Regions from separate parts of the Homo sapiens genome. Here region 1 is linked to region 2. A link is a loop called in an ENCODE intact Hi-C map of the cell type or tissue named here. Cell type or tissue: A673. All regions are shown on one strand.

Region 1 (4,000 bases), 200 kb before region 2:
AGGCACCCACCACTATGCCCAGCTAATTTTTATAGTTTTAGTAGAGACAGGCAGGGTTTCACCATGCTAGCCATGCTGGTCTCAAACTCCTGACCTCAGTTGATCCACCTACCTCGGCCTCCCAAAATGCTGGGATTACAGGGGTGAGCCACCCCACTCAGCCCTTTCTGTTGTTTAGACTAATTACTATTGTTCTGTCTTCAAGTTCATTGATTCTTTCTTCTGTTCCCTTCATTCTGTTGAGCCCATCCATTAAGTGTTTTTATTTTGGTTATTGTATTTTTAAGTTCTAAAATTTCCATTTGGTTCTTATGTGTCTGATTTCTTTGCTGAGATTTTCTCTTTTTCACCTGTTTCAAGAGTGTTTGTAATTGCTTATTGTAACATTTTTATGAAGGCTGCTTTAAAACCCTTGTGAGATAATTCCAACATCTGGGTTGGTGCCTCTTGTATTTTGTCATTCAAATGGACACTGTCCTGGTTCTTGTTATGATGATTTTTTATATTTTGGAGATTTTAGGTATAATGAGATCCTGGATCTTCTTTAAACCTTCAGTTTGAGCAGCCTCCTCTGAAACTACCCCTACAAAGGAAGCAGGGTGCTTCTTCACCTACAAAGGAGCACAGGTGTTTCTTCTCCTTCCCCGTCACCCCTTTTCAAATGTTACCACCCTTCATAGCATCAGATAGATTCCATCGCATGCACCTGCACACATCCAGAGGCGCATTCACAGAGCACTGCATGGAGCTACGTGCACCGATGGCTCGGGAGGCCCCCCTGCTGGTTTTGACTTATGATGTAGTTTTTGCCCTCGGGTGGAGGACACTTTGCAAAAGACACAGCCTCCATCCCTGCACACCCAGCCACCACCACAAGGCTGGGAGGGTGGGGAACAGGGGGTCCTCATTCTTTATTCATAGCCTCATGAACTTCAGGGAGCACAGGCAGCATTAACCCCAGGGGGGTTGCCCCTTCCTTCCTTCCTTCCTTCCTTCCTTCCTTCCTTCCTTCCTTCCTTCCTTCCTTCCTTCCTTCCACAAACATATTCAGAAAGTGTATTTCATGACTAGCACTGTGCCAGACACTGGAGATAATAAAGAAAAACAGCACTGGGCCTATAATTGGGAGTCTAGATATACGATATGGAAATGCAGCTGACAATGCAAGGAGCAAGAGGACTCGCACAGTGGTGCATGGCAGCTTGCTGTCATTTTCTGGGCACAGAAAGTGCGATGGAAGGGAATGAGAAGGGGAAAAAGGAAGGATGACAGGACGGAAGGAGGGAAAGAAGGAAGAGGAAAAAAGAAAGGACAGGAGAAAGGGAGGAAGTCTTCTGCCAAAAAATTAAAATCAAATTTTTGACATTCTTTTTGTTTGCCTTTTTTGAAACAAAATGACACTTGCCAGACACCAGCTTCCTGGCCCATGTCCTGGTCCTTGGTATCCAGATGACAGCAGTGTGATCCTGCTGTGAGTTCCTTCCGTGCCTTCTGATCTGAGTTCCTGAAAGCAGAGAGCCACTCAGGAACTGCTGTCTCTCAGGCCAGCTGGCTGGTGATGGGCTTTTGAAGACTCTGCTCTCTCTCCTGCTGGAAGAGCTCCCCAGGGGCCACCAGGAGCCAGGTGACCGCTCTCAGCCTCTGTGAGCTACTGGAGATCACCAGACCTTCCCACATCCCGGGCAGGTGCCAGGGCCTTTAAGGAGGCTTTCTGCTCTGCAGGGATGTTCTGTGGGCTCCAGTATTCTGGCGAGCATCAGCTTATTCTCGGCTTAGTCTTCTTGCTCTATAGCTCCTGCCTCTGTTTTGCTTCTTTTTGGTGATGCCCTGTTTCCACCTTATGAAGAGGGCCTGTAAAATCCAAGCTCTGCACAAACCCCCAGGGGTGGTTAGGGGCACTGGAGAAGGGCTGTGTGTCGACCACTTGGTTGGATTTTACATCCCTTGGACTTGAATACTTATAATTTAAATTTGAGTCTCTGTCAATGTAACTCTTACATATTTTCTTTTTTAAAATTCCTTTCCCCAAAGTCTAGGGTATATGTAAATATGTTCAGCATCATGAATCTGTTCTGAAATTTTCCTTTCTGCCAAGATTCTTACACAATTCATCTTCATAGATCAACAATAAATCCAAATTGGAGTTCCCTTTATTGCTTCCTCTTTTTGCTTTTCATTTTATAACTAATTCAATATTTATTTGGAAATATTGTGAAATATTTAAAATGTACACAAGGCATATAGAATAATTCAATGAACTACTGTGCATCCACCATCCAATGGAAAAAATAAAACATTATCAGTACATTGGAAGCCCTCTGGGTACCCAGTCCCAGGCTGCATATTGACCTCCCCACAGACAGATAAACACCACCATGAAATTAGGGTTTATAATCATCATACTTCATACCTTTAGTACATATGCTTGTATCTCTAGTATGCAGTGTATTAAGTGGTTCTTGCATTGATATAAAGAGATACGTGAGACTGGATAATTTATAAGAAAAGCAGGTTAATTGGCTCATGGTTCTGCAGGCTATACAGGAAGCACAGTGTCAACATCTGCTTCTGGGGAGGCCTCGGGAAGCTTACAATCATGGCAGCAGACAAAGGGGGAGCAAGAGTGGCAGGGGAGATGCCACACTTTTTAAACAACCAGATCTCATGAGAACTCACTCACTAGCCTGAGAACAGCATCAAACCATGAGGGATCTATCCCCATGACCAAAACACCTCCCAACAGGCCCCACCTCCAGCACTGGGGAGTACATTTCAACAAGAGATTTCAGTGGGGACAAATATCCAAACAATATCATTCAGCCCCTGCCCCCTCCCCCCACAAATCTCATGTCCTTCTTACATTGCAAAATATAATCAGGGCTTCTCAATTGTCCCCCAAAATCTTAACTCATTCCAGTATTAACTCAAAAGTCCCAAGTCCAAAGTCTCATCTAGAATGAGTTCCTTTCACCTACAAACCTATAAAATCAAAACAAGTTATTTACGTCCAAGATACAATGAGGGTACAGACATTGGGTAAATACTCCCAACCCAAAAGGGAGAAATCAGACAAAAGAAAGGAGCTACAGGCCCCATGCAGGTTCAGAACCTACCAGGGCAGTCACTAAGTCTTAAATCTTCAAAATAATCTCTTTTGACTACATGTCCCACATTCTGGGCACATGGTGTGCTGGGTGGTCTCCCAAGGCCTTGAGGAGCTTTGACCCTGTGGCTTTGCTGGGTTCAGGCCCTGAAGCTGCTCTCACAGCTTATTGAGTGCCTGCCACTTTTCCATGTGCAGGATGCAAGCTGCTGGTGTATCTACCATTCTGGGATCTGAAGGATGGTGACCCCCCTTCTCACAGCTCCACTAGGCAGTGTCCCAGTGGGGACTCTGTGTGGCGGCTCCAATCCCACAATTCCCCTCTGCACTGCCCTAGTAGAGTATCTCCATGAGGGCTCTGCCCCTGCAGTGGGCTTCTGCCTGAGCATTCAGGCTTTCCCATACACCCTCTGAAATCTAGGCAGAGGCTGCCAAGCCTCCTTTACTCTTGCAGTCTATGTCTGCAGGCTTAACATCACATGGAAGCTGCCAAGGCTTATGGCTTGCATTCTCCAAAGTGGCAGCCCAAGCTGTACCTGGGGTCCTCTGAGCTGAGACTGAAGCTGGGGTGGCCTGAATGTGAGAAGCAGTGTACTGAGGCTGCACAGAGCAGAGGGACCCTGGACCTGGCCCACAAAGCCATTCAGTCCTCCTGGGCCTCTGGGCCTGTGATGGGGGGAGCTGCCTCAGAGACTTCTGAAAAGCCCTAGAGGCCTTTTTCCTATTGTCTTGGATATTAGCACTTGGATCTCTTTTAGTTATGCAAATGTCTCTAGCAAGTGGTTTCTCCACAGCCTGCTTGAGTTCCTCCCCTGAAAAGAGACTTTTCTTTTGTACCATACATTCAGGTGGCAAATTTTCCAAATTTTTATTCTTTGTTTCCCTAAGTTCCAACTT
Region 2 (4,000 bases):
AAAAATTAGCCGGGCGAGGTGCCGGGTGCCTGTAGTCCCAGCTACTCGGGAGGCTGAGGCAGCAGAATGGCATGAACCCGGGAGGCGGAGCTGGCAGTGAGCCAAGATCGCGCCACTGCACTCCAGCCTGGGCAACAGAGCGAGACTCCGTCTCAAAAAAAAAAAAAAGGAAAGAAACATAAACAAACAAAATAAACAAATATTCATGCTCTCATGGAGCTTAGATTCTGGCAAATAAATACATACATGGCATTTACATGTAAAGAAAGCTCATTTTTTTCCCCTAGTATACCACCCTGATTCTATACCTCAGTTTCATACAGGAATAACAATAGTTCCAAGATGCTATTAATTTTTCTAGCTTGGAAACTGATAAGATTTGTAAAGATGTTGTTCCCAATCAATCAGATAAACATAGAAAGAACAGTGAAATGAAAATGAGGTTGGTTTGAGACGTGCTGATTTTTATGGTGTCTTCCTCATGTCTACTGGTTCAATAAATAGCAACTGGAAACAGGGGAATGGGCTCAGCCCATGTGAGCGCTAGGGCTAGGAACAGCAATTGTGAATGCCACAGGGGGACACGCAACAACCCAGAAACACAGTAGAAAGAACCAACAGTGAGACAGCCCAGGACTGAACCTATATTTAAAGGGCTGAAGGGGAAAGAGAAAGGAATTAATATTATCTTGAAATTTAAAGAGAGTTTAAATGAAGGAGAAAATGTTCATTTATTTTGAAATTATTTCTTGGCCAGGTGCAGTGGCTCACACTTGTAATCCCAGCACTTTGGGAGGCCAAGGCGGGCAAATCACTTGAAGTCAGGAGCTCGAGACCAGCCTCGCCAGCATGGTGAAACCCTGTCTCTACTAAAAATACAAAAATTACCCAGGCATTGTGGTGGAGCACCCATAATCCCAGCTATTCAGGGAGGCTGAGGCAGGAGAATCGCTTGAACCCAGAAGGCAGAGGTTATAGTAAGATGAGATCGCGCCACTGCACTCCAGCCTGGGTGACCAAGCAAGATTCCGTCTCAAATAAAAATAAAATCAAATAAAAATAAAAATAAAATAAAATATAAAATAATTTCTAAATTTTTAAAAAATGGCACATGCACAGAGAAAATTAAAATAATGCTAAAAAGCTATTAATGAAAAACAGCAGTTCTCCCACTTCCAAGAGGCAGTTACTTTCAATGTTTTTGGTAGTTTTTCCTCAAAAAATATATACTTCCATACTAAAAAAAATTTTAAAGCTATATTTATCTGTTTTGAATATATTACTATTTGTCCATGTTATACAAAATCCAAAGGATAACTGTAGAAAGCATGTCTCCCTTCTAAGTGCCCTCCCCAGAGGCAACCAGTTAAGAATTTTTTACTGCATTCTTCCAGATAAAACATATACAAATATATATACATGTTATTTTGCTGTAGAAACGGCAGCATACTATATGCATTCTTCCGTACCTTGTTTTTTTCACGTTAATAAAAGATCTCAAAGATCACTTCACATCATTTGTTATAAAGAGCTTCCTTATTCTTTCTTAAGCTGCATTGCATTCCTTTGTATAGATGTGTCATAGTTTCAGGGGACCTCAGTTGATAAGACATTTGATTGTTTTCATTCATTTGCCATTTTAAGAAATGCTGTAAAATCTATAAAGACAGGAAGCAGTTTAGTGGCTGCCTGGGGCTGAGGCAACCACTAAACTGCTTCCTGTCTTTATAGATTTTATTACTATAAAATTGCAGTAAGTCTCACCAACTCAAAGAAAAGCAATTTACCTCCCTAAAATGAATATGTCTTTGTTAGAATGTGGGTGAAAATAATTTGGATCACTAAAAGAGGCTCACTATATCCTGTTTAATACACATTTATTTACAAATAAACATGTGTATATGAAAGTAAATTGTAGCCCTATCTGTCCTCTGATGGATTTATAAAACTCTAACTTGTAAAATTAAAGTATATCTACTTGTCATAAAAAATAAAGTAATTTATTAGGAAGATAGCATCTTAAAGTCTTAAATACATGTTTCAAGATAGAAAAAAAGACTTACCGTCCAAAATTTTATAAAGTACTCTAAAACTGTTGCAGCCACGAAAAGGCAATATAATAGGGAATACAATAAAAACAGCAGGAAGAATTTGTAATTAGAAAATCCCACACAGTTATTCACCCTGGAAAAATAAAGAAAGCCACATTATAAAAGTAAGACAAATCACAAATTCACAGAAATAGAAAGTAGGATGGAGGCTGCCAGGGGCTGGTGTGGTGTGGGGAAGGGGAGCTTTTTAATGCGAATAAAATTTCAGTTTTGCAGGATGAAAAAGTTCTGGAGATTAATTGCACAACAATTTGAACATACTTAACACTACTGAACTGTACCCTAAGAAATGGTTAACATGGTACATCTTATGGGAGTCTCATTCTGTTGCCCAGGCTGGAGTGCAGTGGCACAATCTCGGCTCACTGCAACCTCTGCCTCCCAGGTTCACGTGATTCTCCTGCCTCAGACTCCCAAGTAGCTGGGATTACAGGCGCCCAACACAACAGCCGGCTAATTTTTGTATTTTTAGTAGAGATGGGGTTTCACCATGTTGCCCAGGCTGGTCTTGAACTCCTGACCTCTTCGATGTTTTTTAAAACAATTAAAACATAATAATTAAAAAAAATAAATTGGGCCGAGTGCAGTGGCTCATGCCTGTAATCCTAGTACTTTGGGAGGCCAAGGCGGGTGGACTGCTTAAGCCCAGGAGTGCAAGACCAGCATGGGCAACATGGAGAGACCCCATCTCTATTAAAAATACAAAAAATCAGCCAGGCGTGGTGGTGCATGCCTGCAGTCCCAGCTACTTGAGAGACTGAGGTGGAAGAATCACCTGAGCCCAGAAGGTCAAGGCTGCAGTGAGACAAGATCATGCCACTGTACTACAGCCTGGGCAACCAGAGACCCTGTTTCAAAAATAAAATAAAACAAAACAAACACAAAGAAAGACAAATCAGAAAACTAGAAAACTTAATCATTATTACCTAGAAATGGGTCATCTGGGAAGTTGAGTGGTGTCTTAATTGTGAATGTTTGTATTTAATAAATTCCATAAGGAATGTGGAATTTTAATGTTAATTCTTAATACATTGTTATTTGGGTTAATTTCAGCAGATATTTTAATAGAAACCATTTAATATAACTGTTTACATACAAATCTATGCATATATGTAAAGAGATCAATCTTAATATCTATGAGTAAACTGGCCTTCAAAATTTAGGAATACTGAAGTTACTCTAAATTCTCTCTCTCACCACCAATGCAATTTCTTCTGTTTTTTTATACATACCAAGGACAGTGATGATCCATCTTAAGAATACATCTAGGAAACAAACAAGCATAAGAAAATCCATGCAGAAAAATTCTTCTAATTCTAACTTCTCATAATTTTCTTTTATTTGACTTAAAATTCCCTTTACAACTACATCTTAAGAGAATCAACCCAGAAACTAGGTTAGAGATAATTTCTGATGCTTCCACAAGAATGTTCATAGGTAAAAAGTCATGATTTTTATACTGGGAATTCAGCTGAACATATTCAGCTGCCTTAGACCACATCAAATAATACTGTAATATTTAGATCTGGGCTGGGCACAGTGGCTCATGCGTGTAATTAATTCCAGCACTTTGGGAGGTGGAGGCGATAGGATCATTTGAGGTCATGAGTTCGAGACCAGCCTGGCTGACATAGTGAGACCCTGTCCTGAAAAAAACAAAATTCAGATCTGGTACACAGTACTTGGTACATTAGATCCAGCTAACAAATTAGCTGAAGGAGATAAAATGCAATACAGATGGCCCCTATGTTATTTTAAACATATGCAGGTCATAAAAACAAAAGTTTAGGAGGAAATAAGTCAAAATATTAACACTGATGGGCTTGGAGATGGTTATTTTTCCACATATTCTATAAAATTTTACCCTATGCATAAGCACTACTGTATTT

Evidence for each region. A loop is a pair of places that touch in the nucleus more often than their neighbours do. Peaks named below come from ENCODE experiments on the same cell type or tissue, not always from the same donor. Only the 100,000 strongest peaks of a DNase experiment are listed, where the experiment ranks them.
Region 1: it touches region 2 in a loop (15-fold over the local background); 1 of 110 quality-filtered maps calls a loop at or near these places.

The regions. Positions count from the first base shown.
Region 1 is chr13:21,197,034-21,201,033 of GRCh38, forward strand. No RefSeq gene overlaps it. Among named protein-coding and RNA genes, the nearest start is that of MRPL57, 22 kb to the left of the region's middle. In A673, no CTCF peak of the experiment used is centred here; DNase peaks (open chromatin) are centred at 808, 1,028 and 1,568; H3K4me3 peaks cover 680 bases; H3K27ac peaks cover 4,000 bases.
Region 2 is chr13:21,398,310-21,402,309 of GRCh38, forward strand. ZDHHC20 (zDHHC palmitoyltransferase 20) reads right to left here. Exons shown (of 13, transcript NM_001330059.2): 6 at 3,344-3,376; 7 at 2,064-2,184. Among named protein-coding and RNA genes, the nearest start is that of LINC00539, 55 kb to the left of the region's middle. In A673, no CTCF peak of the experiment used is centred here; a DNase peak (open chromatin) is centred at 1,652; H3K4me3 peaks cover 402 bases; H3K27ac peaks cover 1,531 bases.